Linked DNA regions of Homo sapiens: all the other regions are linked to region 1. A link is a contact called in ENCODE Hi-C or POLR2A ChIA-PET data. All regions are on one chromosome and are shown on one strand. The core of a region is the stretch at or near the end of the contact, and the rest is flanking DNA. Distances in the headings are between cores, read along the strand shown. Region 1 holds the start of RHBDD1 (rhomboid domain containing 1). Region 2 holds the start of CCL20 (C-C motif chemokine ligand 20). Region 3 has its middle 30 kb from the start of CCL20. Region 4 has its middle 24 kb from the start of SCYGR1.

The links. A loop is a pair of places that touch in the nucleus more often than their neighbours do. ChIA-PET counts read pairs that join two places held with the same protein, here RNA polymerase II (POLR2A). Pooled maps may share reads with other maps.
Region 2: a map of endothelial cell of umbilical vein shows a loop between it and region 1 (8-fold over the local background). The contact joins the promoter of CCL20 here to the promoter of RHBDD1 in region 1. A Hi-C loop is called at or near these places in 1 of 168 maps with a recorded cell type or tissue (endothelial cell of umbilical vein) and 8 of 50 pooled maps. POLR2A ChIA-PET finds 5 or more read pairs at or near these places in 3 of 52 experiments (Caco-2, activated CD8-positive, alpha-beta T cell and activated T-cell).
Region 3: a loop to region 1 is called in a map with no recorded cell type, with 5 times the contacts of the local background. The contact joins the enhancer-like site here to the promoter of RHBDD1 in region 1. A Hi-C loop is called at or near these places in 1 of 168 maps with a recorded cell type or tissue (ascending aorta), 2 of 37 single-sample maps with no recorded cell type and 5 of 50 pooled maps.
Region 4: a pooled map shows a loop between it and region 1 (9-fold over the local background). The contact joins the enhancer-like site here to the promoter of RHBDD1 in region 1. A Hi-C loop is called at or near these places in 2 of 37 single-sample maps with no recorded cell type and 9 of 50 pooled maps.

The regions. Positions count from the first base shown.
Region 1 is chr2:226,834,544-226,837,655 of GRCh38, reverse strand. RHBDD1 (rhomboid domain containing 1) reads right to left here and starts at 1,602. Exons shown (of 9, transcript NM_001167608.3): 1 at 1,569-1,602. RefSeq lists enhancers at 1,090-1,239, 2,080-2,149, 1,989-2,283 and a silencer at 1,290-1,819.
Region 2 is chr2:227,812,347-227,815,458 of GRCh38, reverse strand. CCL20 (C-C motif chemokine ligand 20) reads right to left here and starts at 1,617. Exons shown (of 4, transcript NM_004591.3): 1 at 1,472-1,617; 2 at 1-5. The coding sequence starts at 1,547.
Region 3 is chr2:227,782,027-227,785,138 of GRCh38, reverse strand. No RefSeq gene overlaps it. Among named protein-coding and RNA genes, the nearest start is that of CCL20, 30 kb to the left of the region's middle. Within about 2 kb of position 1,503, at least 5 of the 41 ENCODE cell types and tissues checked have a DNase peak (open chromatin) inside an H3K27ac peak, as active enhancers do.
Region 4 is chr2:227,409,991-227,413,102 of GRCh38, reverse strand. No RefSeq gene overlaps it. Among named protein-coding and RNA genes, the nearest start is that of SCYGR1, 24 kb to the right of the region's middle. RefSeq lists an enhancer at 1,294-1,493. Within about 2 kb of position 1,547, at least 4 of the 41 ENCODE cell types and tissues checked have a DNase peak (open chromatin) inside an H3K27ac peak, as active enhancers do.

The DNA.
Region 1 (3,112 bases), core at 353-2,852:
CTGAGGCAGGAGAATCGTTTGAACCCTGGAGGCAGCGGTTACAGTGATCCAAGATTGCACCATTGCACTCCAGCCTGGGTGGCAGAAAGAGACTGTCTCCAAACAAAGCTGAAGAGATCAGAAGGCCAAAGAATTAAAAACTACTCTTCAACATAAATACTAATGCTATTCTTAAAAATCCTACAACCACAATAGCATTAGTATGCACTGCTTTAACTTTTAACTGAATATCCTGCATCCAACAACCTTGACTACACAGAATTGAGAATCCCGAGGTAAACAAAATACCCTCTAAGCAGCAGTCCCAATATCCATGCGCTACAGCTCATATCTACCCCGCTGAAGAATCCTTCCAGCACAAACTATGTACTTATTTTATGCAGTTCTAATAAGTTACTTAATAACATCTTTGAGGGTTTTCTATGTGTTTTGTGTTAAACATTTTTCTTGCATCTTCATATTCCAGCCCTGTGAGGTAACATGTCCAAGTTTTTCCATCTAGGAATTACTTCAATTCAAATTCCATTATATGTGATTCCACAATGGGTGTTATCACTACGCCATTAATTCTCAAACTTTAGCGTCCAGGTGCATTGGTATCAACTGGAAGGCTTGTTAAAATATATTTCTGATTCAGTAAGTTTGGGATAAGACCCCAAAATGTGCATTTCCAAGAAGTTCCCAAGTGATGCTGATCCTAGCGTCCTGGGATTATTTAGAAACCAATGCACTTCTATTCTTCTTTGAAAGAATACTTGCTTTCCACAGCGACGGCAGGCCTGCAGCAAACCAGAAGCCTTTAAAGTTTATTAGAACTACCTCAAAAAGACACACAACTGTGAGAAATTAGATAAAGCCTTCTAATAAGCAATTTCAAAGAGAAAAAAGAAAAGCCTGGGAGTCACTGAGTGTACTGCAGAGACCCAAACACCTCGATAATTGAATCATAACTAGGCAGGCACTCATTCATTTTGACAGTAACGCTGAGTCTTCAAAAGAGTTTATGCTCAGTTTAGAAAAACAAATAAGGCTGTGATCCGTTTCTTGTAAACGTTTATCCAAAGGTTTTTAGGGGTTGGACAGAAAGGGTTTACTTTGGCGGATTTTTTGTCCTCTAATAAAAGTTATTACTGCGGTGAGGCTTAGACTTGTTCTGAGAAACTGAAAGCTGTCCCGAGAGCACCTGAAACTGCATGCTCTGTTGCTGATGCAACGTCACTTCAAACTTCCTGCTTTCAAAAGGAACCCTTTAAACTCGCTCAGCGCCAACCCCTTCCTCCGAGTGTGGGCACGTCGTTCCCGTGCGGTCCGGCGGAGATGCGGCAACTTCGACAAGACCCCAGGTGGAGTTACCCCAGGAAACGCCCTCCCCGCTCTCGGACTTGCCCCGGACGGGGAGGCTGTGCCTCCAGCCCCGCCATGCCTCCCTCGCCCTAGCCCCCCGGGAGGCGCCGACCTCCGCCCAGCAGCCCCAGCCCGGCCGCCAGCTCCCGCAGCCCGGGGAAACGGCGAGAGATGCCGCTCACAACCAACGACAGCAGCCGGACCAAACAGACGCGGAAACTCACGCTCTCTACGACCCGCCTGCGTCCCCACGTCTTCGCGCGCACGTGCGTCATCACGCACGTTCCCGATCCGGGGCGCCCCGGGTTCCTGGGGCCGGGTGCGGGAGGGGAGGGCCTTAAAGCGGACGGCTCGGCCGCGGCGCATGCTTAGTTGTGCGCGCCCGCGCTCTGCTGTCTGCAGACCGCGTGCGCCGGCAGTGGCTCTAAGGGGGCCGCGAGGGCACAGCGGGGCAGGACCGCGGCAGAGCGCAGTAAGGAGAGTGTGGACCCTCGCCCTGTCCTCTAAGCTCCATGTGAAATGTGGATAATATTCCTTACTGCCATAAATAGCCACTGGCCGCTGACTACGCGTAAGGCAAACAAGCGACCTGCGTTCAAGGGACCCGAAGACTAGGGGAGAAGCAGCGAGCGGGTCGCGGCCGCCTACCCAACGGACGCCTCTGCCCAGGTTCTCTGCCGGGAAGCTTCGTCCTTCCGGGCCCCAGCGCAGCCGGAGGCTGGGGAGCTGCTGCCTGGAAGGGTCAGATACCGCCTGTTAGGCGGAGGGTGGGAAAGACACTCTCCTGCTTCAGGAGCTATCGCAGACAACCGGAGGGCGGCTTATCGCAGAGTCCCAGAGCCAGCCAGCAAGGCAAGGTCGCGGGTGCACCTTTCACTCCCAGAAGCTTGGGTCTGGGACTGCACCACGCAACGTTTGCCCATTTTGAGGGCTTTAGGTGTTTCATATTTCAGTTAATAGAATTTCGATTAATACATAATTTGATACCATTTTAATTGTTTGCTACTCGGGAGCAAGTTTTATGTTTAGCTGTAGGAGTTAGGCTAAGTTAAATGTTGCAATGCTATATATATTTAATAGGATATGAAAAAACTATCTTACAGCCGGGCGCGGTAACTCACGCCTGTAATCCCCGCACTTTGGGAGGTCGAGGCAGGAGGATCGCTTGAGCTCAGGAGTTTGAGACCAGCCTGGACAACATAGTGAGACCTTGTCTCTATTTAAAAAACAACAACAGGCCTGGCGCGGTGGCCCACGCCTGTAATCCCAGCACTTTGGGAGGCTAAGGCGGGCGGATCACCGGAGGTCAGGAATTCAAAACCAGCCTGGCCAACATGGCGAAACCCTGTCTCTACTAAAAATACAAAAATTAGCCAGGCATGGTTGCGGGCGCCTGTAATCCCGGCTACTCGGGAGGCTGAGGCAGGGGAATCCTTGAACCCGGGAGGCAGAGGTTGCAGTGAGATCGCGTCCATGCACTCCAGCCTGGGCGACAGAGCATGACTCTATCTCAAAAAAAAAAAATCTTACTATTTGGTATGGAATTTTCTGATAGCTAGGGTAAAGATGCTCTTTTTCCAAGAAGGAATCCGAGTATCCGAATACAGGTGGTTTAGTGTTACTCTTTGTTTATTGGAAGTTGTAGCAGCTGTGTTTAGATAGTCTGCTAAAACAAAAACTGCCTAAACCAGAAGAGTTTATCTTTTGCCATTGTGTATTAAAACTCTTCATAGAAATATTTATTTTGGAGTTTGAAATTTAAGTGAAA
Region 2 (3,112 bases), core at 368-2,867, 980 kb before region 1:
TGCTGCTAAAAAAAAAAAAAAGTGAAAGGTATTGGATCCACATGAATAAACTTATCCTGTGATTGGTATTATAAAACTACCTTAAGTTGTGAAAAATCTAGTGAATCTCATGTATATGACGAATAAACCACTTAGAGGAGGAGTTTCAATGTCTTGGAAACCTTTGTAAGGTCGTTGAGAACCAATCTAACATAGTTTACAGTTCTTTGAAAAAACAGTTTGTGTGCCGAGAAGTTTTGGTTCAATAATAGAATTGAGAAACACAGGACTTCTCATAAGTGGGATATCTTCAGTAAGAAATACAAATTGACAATATTTCATTTCAGTTCACTATAATCATTCAAGAATATGAGCAGCCCCTTCCCTACTGCTTGAAGGAACCCTTATGTAGATAAACTTCCAAAAGCAGAAAATGAATAAATTGGCAGATTTTAATCTATTATCTGGCTACTAAGTATTGAGAAATAGAGCTACAAAGGGAAATATGATTTATAGGAGTGAAAACACTTTGAAATTGTCCTATTAATTAATAGGAATGTTTAATTTTGTTCATAAAAGTTCAACATGTGGTTGGGCATGGTGGCTCATGCCTGTAATCCCAGCACTTTGGGAGGCCAAGGAGGAAGGATTGCTTGCCTCCAGGAGTTCGAGACCAGCCTGGGCAACACAGTGAAACCCTGTCTCTACAAAAAAAAAAAAAATGTAAAAAAATTAGCCAGGTGAGTGGCACACGGCCGTGGTCCCTGTTATTCAAGAGGCTGAGACTGGAGGTTCACTTGACTCCAGGAGGTTGAGGCTGTAGTGAGCTGTAATCATGCCACTGCACTCTGGCCTGGGTGATGAAGTTAGACCCTGCCTCAGAAAAAAAAAAAAATTCAATGTGCATTTTTAGGAATGCACCTGTTGCTAAAAGTGTTGTGTGACTATTGAGCAATAAAGCAATACTTGGACATTCCCGAGTCAGATTACAACATGCTGTAAGGTAAGGGATTAATGTTATTTTAAAGTTGGCAAGCAATGTCCCCCATGCCTTGTGGGGATGTTGATGTCAGGTATTATAATCTACTTCTAAAGGATGAGTTTTGAACTTTACCAAAACTATTAAGTTGGGAGGTACGAAAGTTGGGGACACAGGAGGATTCTCTACATTTCAAAATGGCCCCATCTACTGGTAACATTACACACTTTATATCACTCCCAGAAACATCACTTTGGCTTTATCCTGAAGTTTAGGGATCTCTAAGAGCCCACCACTCCCCAAATCTGCTGAGATTGACAGCAGAGAGGAAAGCCTGATCCGCAGCAGTAACTCTTCTCTCCTCCACTCCACCATGGGCAGACAACTTCCATCACTACCTCTTGTATACTTCCTAACAGTTTTCCATCCCTTAGGGACCCCCAGTTGAGCTCAAGGCTAAAAGGAAAATGAAAATAGTCTTTCTTCTGTGCTAGCGGAAAGAGCGACACTTACCTTCTGATTCGCCGCAGAGGTGGAGTAGCAGCACTGACATCAAAGCAGCCAGGAGCAAACTCTTGGTACAGCACATGGTTTTTAGCTCAAAGAACAGATCTGCTCAGTGTTGAGTACCCAGTTCTTTGGGAGTGCTGTTATATTCTGACAGCAGCCTGGGATGGCCCTATTTATAGCAAATATTGGGAATGTACACAGAAGGCGTGTTGCCACATGGGGTTTTCCCCATTGATCAACTGGCCCCATCATGTCATCATAAAAAAAACCCGCAAGGAAAACTTCCTGCTTTTTCCTCATATTGGGAAGGTGCGAAGGTCAGGGTGGGGGACAGGAAGTTGAGAAGGGGAGAATCCTGTTAAATTCTTTGTATTTGCAAAGAGCAAAAGCAGCTCAGCCCTGTGACCCAGAAAAGACTTTCATCCAGTTTTAACTTAATCATTTTTGTGTCTGAAAATAGAGGATTAACAGCGATACAAAGGTCAGCCCCACACAGGAACATTCCAGAACTCCTATTGTTACACCCTATTTGCTTTCCAGAACCAGTCAAGGAGGAGGGGGAGGAGGAGCAGGTGGGATGCCAGGCATACTCTGCTACACATTTACCATCACATGGTTGAGGTTCAGCTGTCATGAAGAAGACCCTGAGTTGCTAGACTAACATTCAGAGCAGGTACTATAACAGTGCTACAGTACTGTCCGCAGTTAGAGTGGAAAATATCAGCCTTTAAGTAAGGCTCAAACCTCAGCTTCACCTTGATTTAATGTCAACTCTTCTAAGAATCTTATACATTCACATGGCTTTAATCAATATTGCAGTTCAGAAAATAATCCTTACCTACCTTTAACTCTCCATGATGATGTACTAATATAACTCAATATAGAGCCTCAGAATTGTTGAGGAAAGAAAACCTATCAGCAGTAGCTAGTCAGCACAGCAAATGTCAAATAACAGTACTAATGATGATAATGTAATATGAATCCCTAACCTAAGGCAGTATAAGAACTCTCCACTAGACCCAAATAGGTTGAAAGTAAAAGGATCAAAAGAAAGGTATACCAAACAGTAAACAAAAGAGAACTGGAGTTGGTGATGCCTATATCAGACAAAATAGATTTTTTTTTAATGTTACCGGAAATAAAAAGGGACTTTCATGGTAACACAAAATTAACCCATTGGGAAGATGTAAAACCTATAACCATATATATACCTAACAGTAGCACCCCAAACTACAGAAAGCAAAAACTGACAGAATTGAAGGGAAGAATAGGAAATTTTATTTTATTTTATTATTATAATTTCTTTTGAGACAGAATTTTGCTCTTGTTGCCCAGGCTGGAGTGCAGTGGCACCATCTCGGCTCACTACAACCTCCGCCTCCTGGGTTCAAGCGATTCGCCTGCCTCAGCCTCCTGAGTAGCTGGGACTACAGGCACGTGCCACCACGCCCAGCGAATTTTTGTATTTTTAGTAGAGACGTGGTTTCACCATGTTGCCCAGGCTGAACTCCTGACCTCATTACAGGCATGAGCCACCGTGCCCAGCAGAATAGGAAATTTAACAATAAAAGTTGACAGCTTTGGTACCACATTTTCACTAATTAATAAAATTTAGGCAGAAGATCCACAAGAAAATAGAAGACT
Region 3 (3,112 bases), core at 254-2,753, 950 kb before region 1:
CAAGACATACACACATTCTTTTCTTACTTGAATCAGCATTTTTCTTTTTTTTTTTTTAATGCTATCCCTCCCCCAGCCCCCCACCCCCCAACAGGCCCCAGTGATCAATGTTCCCTGCCCTGTGTCCAAATGATCTCATTGTTCAATTCCCACCTATGAGTGAGAACATGCGGTGTTTTGTTTTCTGCCCTTGTGATAGTTTGCTGAGAATGATGGTTTCCAGCTTCATCCATGTCCCTGCAAAGGACATGAACTCATCCTTTTTTATAGCTGCATAGTATTCCATGGTATATATGTGCCACATTTTCTTAATCCAGTCTATCATTGATGGACATTTGGGTTGGTTCCAAGTCTTTGCTATTGAGAGCATTTTTCTAATTCTATATACCAAAGCTTCTTAGCCACAAAAACAGGAACATGTCAACTCATCTTGCATGGCAGCAATTTTCCTGACTTTGGGCCTAAACTGGATAATGCAAATCATATATACAGACTTAACTGTGTAGCACCCAGTCTAAAAATATTTATAGTTATACAAAAGAGAGAAGTAAATAAAAACCAAAGTCATGGTCACATCTAACCAGAACAAAACTAAAGATTTGCCAGCTGGCTTCATGACGCAAGGTTTAGTAACTGACTATATCCTGGGCTCAGCAGTAGGCCCCTAGCCCCTCACTAAAGTATTAAATCTGCAAAGACAGCTCTATGCAGCAGGCTGGCAGTAGCTTCTGCCCATTATGAGGGTCAGCAGCCCTGCAAAGGCAAGGCAGAGACTCTTTGTTCAGCAGCTTCCTACCCTCATTTTCTTTCCAATAGGAAACAAACCACCCCAAAGGTCCCATCAACTCTGCCAAACCTCTCTGCTTCCCAACTGCAGCTTTACCAGAAGAGATAAAAAGGAGAAACTGCTTTTACTGTTTGGAAACAATCGTGGAGCTCATGTTCGGGAAAAAGTGAACACAGTGAGATCACACTTCTCCCTAGGTATTTGGGGTTATTTCTCACTGGTGTTATATGGATCTGGGAAAGTGAAATAGGGGACAAAAAATGAGATAACAGAAAAGGTCTCGATGCTAGGATTAAAGCTGAGTGGACAGGCCCGGTGCGGTGGCTCACGTCTGTGATCCCAGCACTTTGGGAGGCTGAGATGGGTGGATCACTTGAAGTCAAAAGTTCAAGACTAGCCTGGCCAACATGGTGAAACCCCATCTCTACTAAAAATACCAAAATCAGCCAGATATGGCGGCGGGCACCTGTAATCCCAGCTACTGGGGAAGCTGAGGCAGGAAAATCGCTTGAACATGGGAGGTTGCAGTGAGCCAAGATCATACCACTGCACTCCAGCCTGGGCAACAGAGAAAGACTCTGTTTCAAAAAAAAAACATTGAGTGGACAAGGAGGATATTCTAGTCAGACAGTCAGGGATCTTTAAGAAAGTGCTTGAGATGTGGTTATTCTACGTGGGTGGGAGGGGAATCACTACACGCTTTGAGAAGCAGAACTCTACTTGCTATCCACTTAGTTTTTCTTTCGTTTCGGTGACAGAATTTCTTCAAAAGCGCAATGAAGTTTCACTTCTCAGCTAGCACAGTGACCACCTCTTCCATGCTGTTTGAAGTTCTGGCTGTCTTGTGGGGTCCATTGTTACCACAGTAGAATCCAACCAAGGTGGGCATTGCCCCCAACTCCTGGTGTGACTAGCAACCCCATATAAATGGTTTTTCCCATTTCTTCACTTTGAAACCTCAGTCAATAGCTCAAGATCCTTACTATATAGAAGGAAGAAGAAAGGGAACTTCCTTTTTTAAACAACATTTACATAACACTAACATGGCTTTTATTCCAGACCTTTTTGTTAGTGATTTTCAAATATTAACTCATAACATTAAAAAATCCCAGGCTAGGGACTTTTGAATCCATTATTTACTCCTGTGTCTCTCAGAATATTTGGAAACTACTCATACCAGAATCACATGAATCTTGTGAACAGTGAAGCTGTCTACACCTTCTAAATCAATCCATACAACAACTGGGAGAGGTAAGTGTATTCACACCCATTTTTCTTTACAGATGAAGAAACTGAAACTCAGAAAAATTTATGTCCTACCGCAGGCCACATAGCTAGTAAGTCCCAGAGCCCCGATGGAAACGTGAGTCTGCCTGGCACTAGAGCTCATGCTCCTTCAGCAACAACATGGTACAGAATGAAATAATGTGGGAGAGGCTGGGCACGGTGGCTCACTCCTATAATCCCAGCACTTTGGGAGGCCGAGGCAGGTAGATCATGTGAGGTCAGGAGTTCAGACCAGCCTGGCCAACATGATGAAACCCCCCACTCTACTAAAAATACAAAAATTACCCAGGCGTGATGGCACATGCCTATATTCCCAGCTACTCAGGAGGCTGAGGCAGGAGAATCACTTGAACCTGGGAGGTGGAGGTTGTGGTGAGCCAAGACCGTGCCATTACACTCCAGCCTGGGCAATAAGAGCGAAACTCCATCTCGAAAAATAAAATAAAATGAAGAAACAATGCGGGAGGATGAACACATGGATGCTGCCTGCTACAACTTCAGCAGCAGAGTCTTGGACATCCACCTTGCGCAAGACATTCCTGAGTGGCACTGCTGTGTTTCTCACACAGCACCTTGGCCTCAGTAGACAACCATGGGACAAGGAAGACTGGGGACTGCATCAAGACCTGAGGTGAGACAGGAATGGAGTGGACAGCAGCTACAGAAGGTGGGAGCCGTATGAGTTCAGCTGTGGATCATCCAGGCAGAAGAACAGGATGTCACGATGCTCAAGAGTTAAGAAACTGGAGTGTCCCCAGAGATGACAAGCAATCTATGAAGAGACCTATTCAACAAAGTGGGTAGGGATGCAGAGAACAACAGAGAAATGAACAGAAAATAACAGAGCCCCATCACTGTGCCCAGTTTTCAGGACAGGCTGCGGTCCCTGGGGTGAGAGCAAAGTGACGGAGAAAAAGGCACGGCCGTCTCCAGAACTGAGACCTGGCCTTGGCCCCAGCAATAGGGCAGAAGCCCAGAAATCACAGCTGGATGCATGGTCGGGTTGGACCAGTGGCAAGGGGGCAGAGTCCTAGCACA
Region 4 (3,112 bases), core at 298-2,797, 580 kb before region 1:
CAGGTGGACAGTAAATTCCACAGGGCTAAGTCTACCGCCTTTCTCTTAGTATCGGAGCACTTAGCCCAGAGCCTGGCACATACGAGGGCCTCAGTAAATGCATATGGGATGATTGAAAAACTTTAAGTAAACTAATCAAACCCTCTGAGATACTGAGAATTGTTGTTTGATTTTAGTTCAGAGTATTTTGTATTGGGCTGTGCTTGTTTAAGTTGTAACCCTCAAGAAGGTTTCCTCTGTTTTTATATATATATATATTTGCCATCCCTTCTGTTTTCCTAAATTCTACCTAGGTAGAAAACTGAGATGGTTTCAAGAATGAAACACACTCTACTCGACAATTCTTTAGCTCTTGCATTTGACAAAAGGGATCAAGTTCTAGAGGATAGACCCTCTAGAGGCAGTAAATGCTCAACTATTTACTAAGTGTGTGACCTTGAGGAAGTTATGTCACCTCCTTTGTTACTCCCTGGGTTCTTCATCTGTAGAATGATGCCACTAACACCTACCTGTGTCACATGTATAGTGTATGCACAGGGTCTGACACAGTGCCTGGCAATAGTAGAGGTCCCCTATTTGTTTAACAGATTTTTTTTTTGTGCACTCAGAAATGGGACAGATACTGTTTCGGGCACTGAGGATACAGCAGTAAATGAATCAGACAGATCCTGCGCTCAGGGGGCTCACATTCTAGGGCAGGGGGGAGGTAAGTGTTGGTGGGGGAAAAGACAGGAAAGATAAAGCCAGATAAGAGCATAAAGATGAATGGGGTAGAAGTGACGGTGTTTTAGCTGTGGGGATCAGAGAAGACTCCCATAAGGTGAACAGGAGTAGGAGTCAAAGATATTCATTCCTCTATTCCTTTGCTCCTCTGCAGGGAGAAATCCTACTTCCCGTGGTTACTAGGGAGAATGCCTCACTCTAACTCATTTCTGTCTGGGTGGGAGCAGTGCCAACAGAAATAAGAGATGGGTTTCAGGAGGCTCTGGCCTTGATAGGCATATGTCATCCCACCCAGGGAGTGCAATGCAAGGTCTTGTTGGTTTCTTTATTCCATAATAGTTGATATGCAAACTAGATTAGGCACTGAGAAATGCTTCTGTGTGGCCGGGCGCGGTGGCTCATGCCTGTAATCCCAGCACTCTGGGAGGCTGAGGCGGGCAGATCACTTGAAGTCAGGAGTTCGAGACCAGACTGGCCAAGATGGCAAAACCCCGTCTCTACTAAAAATACAAAATTAGCTGGATGTGGTGGCACACACCTGTAATCCCAGCTACTCGAGAGGATGAGGCTTGAGAATCTCTTGAACCCGGGAGGCAGATATTGCAGTGAGCCAAGATGGTGCCACTGCATGACAGCCTGGGTGACAGAGCAAGACTCCGTCTCAAAGAAAAAGAGAAAAGAAAAAGAAAAAAAGAAATGCTTCTGTGTAATGGAACTTCTGTTTGGGGAGCAATAGGTAAAAATAAAACCCTAGGAAATCCCCAGGTCTCTCTCAATGGGTTTGAGGTAAGAGTTGGCAGGTTGGTTTCGCCTCTGCTTGCCTGTGGGCAGAAAACCAAATGAATCAAAAGGCAGCCAGAATGGAATAACTAGCACCTTAAGATGACACCAGGAAACCTTGAGGGTTTCGCAGGCCCTCAGGATCTAAGCAGACAGTATGACTAATTTGTCTGTGCCCTAGACTTAGCTGCCTGTCTTCCCACACTTGTGGCTTCTCCTGAAAGAGCAGGAATGGCTGTGTTGAGTTGTTGCCCTGCAAGGTTGGACTTGAATAAAATTCAAAACACTTCACATCTTTGGGACTTAATAGTTTTTCTGAAGTAAGCTCCATACAGTTTCTCCTGTATAGTCAATGGGAGGGAATAAGGAAGAATGGGATATGTCTCCCTCCAAGAACCCAGGCACATTGCGTAGCATTAATAGACCCAAACAAAAGGATTCCCCTTCTTTCTCCAGAATCCCTCTTCAGCTGCACAGCTTGCAGCCACGAGAAGGTGAGTCTCTGTTGTGGAGAGAGACACATTTGGCTGACTAGGGGTACTGAGAATTGTCAACCTATAAATAAAGCATTCAGTCAGAAATTGTTAAACTCAGAAAAGCAGCTGAGAAATTAGTAACGGTGTTACTACGTTAAGATTTAAAGAGCTGGCCAGGCACGGTGGCTCACACCTATAATCTCAGCACTTTGGGAGGCCAAGGCGAGTGGATCACCTGAGGTCAGGAGTTCGAGACCAGCCTGCCCAATGTGGTGAAACCCCGTCTCTACTAAAAATACAAAAATTAGCCAAGTGTGGTGGCACATGCCTGTAATCCCAACTATTCAGGAGGCTGAAGCAGGAGAATCGCTTGAGCCTGGGAAGCAGAGGTTGCAGTGAGCTGAGATTGTGCCACTGCACTCCAGCCTGGGTGACAGAGCAAGAGACCATCTCAAAAAAAAAAGAAAAAAAAAATTAAAGAGCAAAGCAAGGCATGTGCCCGTAGTGCCAGCTACTCTGGAGGCTGACATGGGAGGATGCTTTGAGCCCAAGAGTTTGAGACCAGCCTGGGCAATATAGCAAGACCCTATCTCTAAAACAAAATTAAATTTAAATTTAAAAATATTTATGGAGCTGAGGGTTTTTAGAAGTATTTTACCAACTTACAAATTCTTACAATTTAGCAGCTCCAACACAGGCAGAGGGCAGATACACAAGAATCACTGCCAGTCACGAGGCTGAGGAGAATTTCAACACTGGTATGCATCTGTTCCTGAGGCCAATCCCTTAGCAAGGAAATCAGACACTTCTTTCAGATGCCTAAAAGTATCAAACACAAATATTTATGCGTCCAGGTATTAAAATTCATCAAAGGACCTTTCAAGTCGTTATACTAGCTGCTGTTGTTCTGTTCAACTCTAAGTTTCAGGAGCTTAACAAGTGTGTCCCAGACCCAGCCAATTCCCTAGACCACCCAATGTACCCGCAGTGGCCAAATGTCCCCTCTTGGGGTGTGGCCAGTGAGATTCTCAACTAACTTTTCTTCTATGTCTTAATAACACAAGACCTTCTATCCCTCCTTTTTTTTTTTTTTTTTTTTTTGAGATGAATCTCACTTTGTCGCCCAGGCTGGA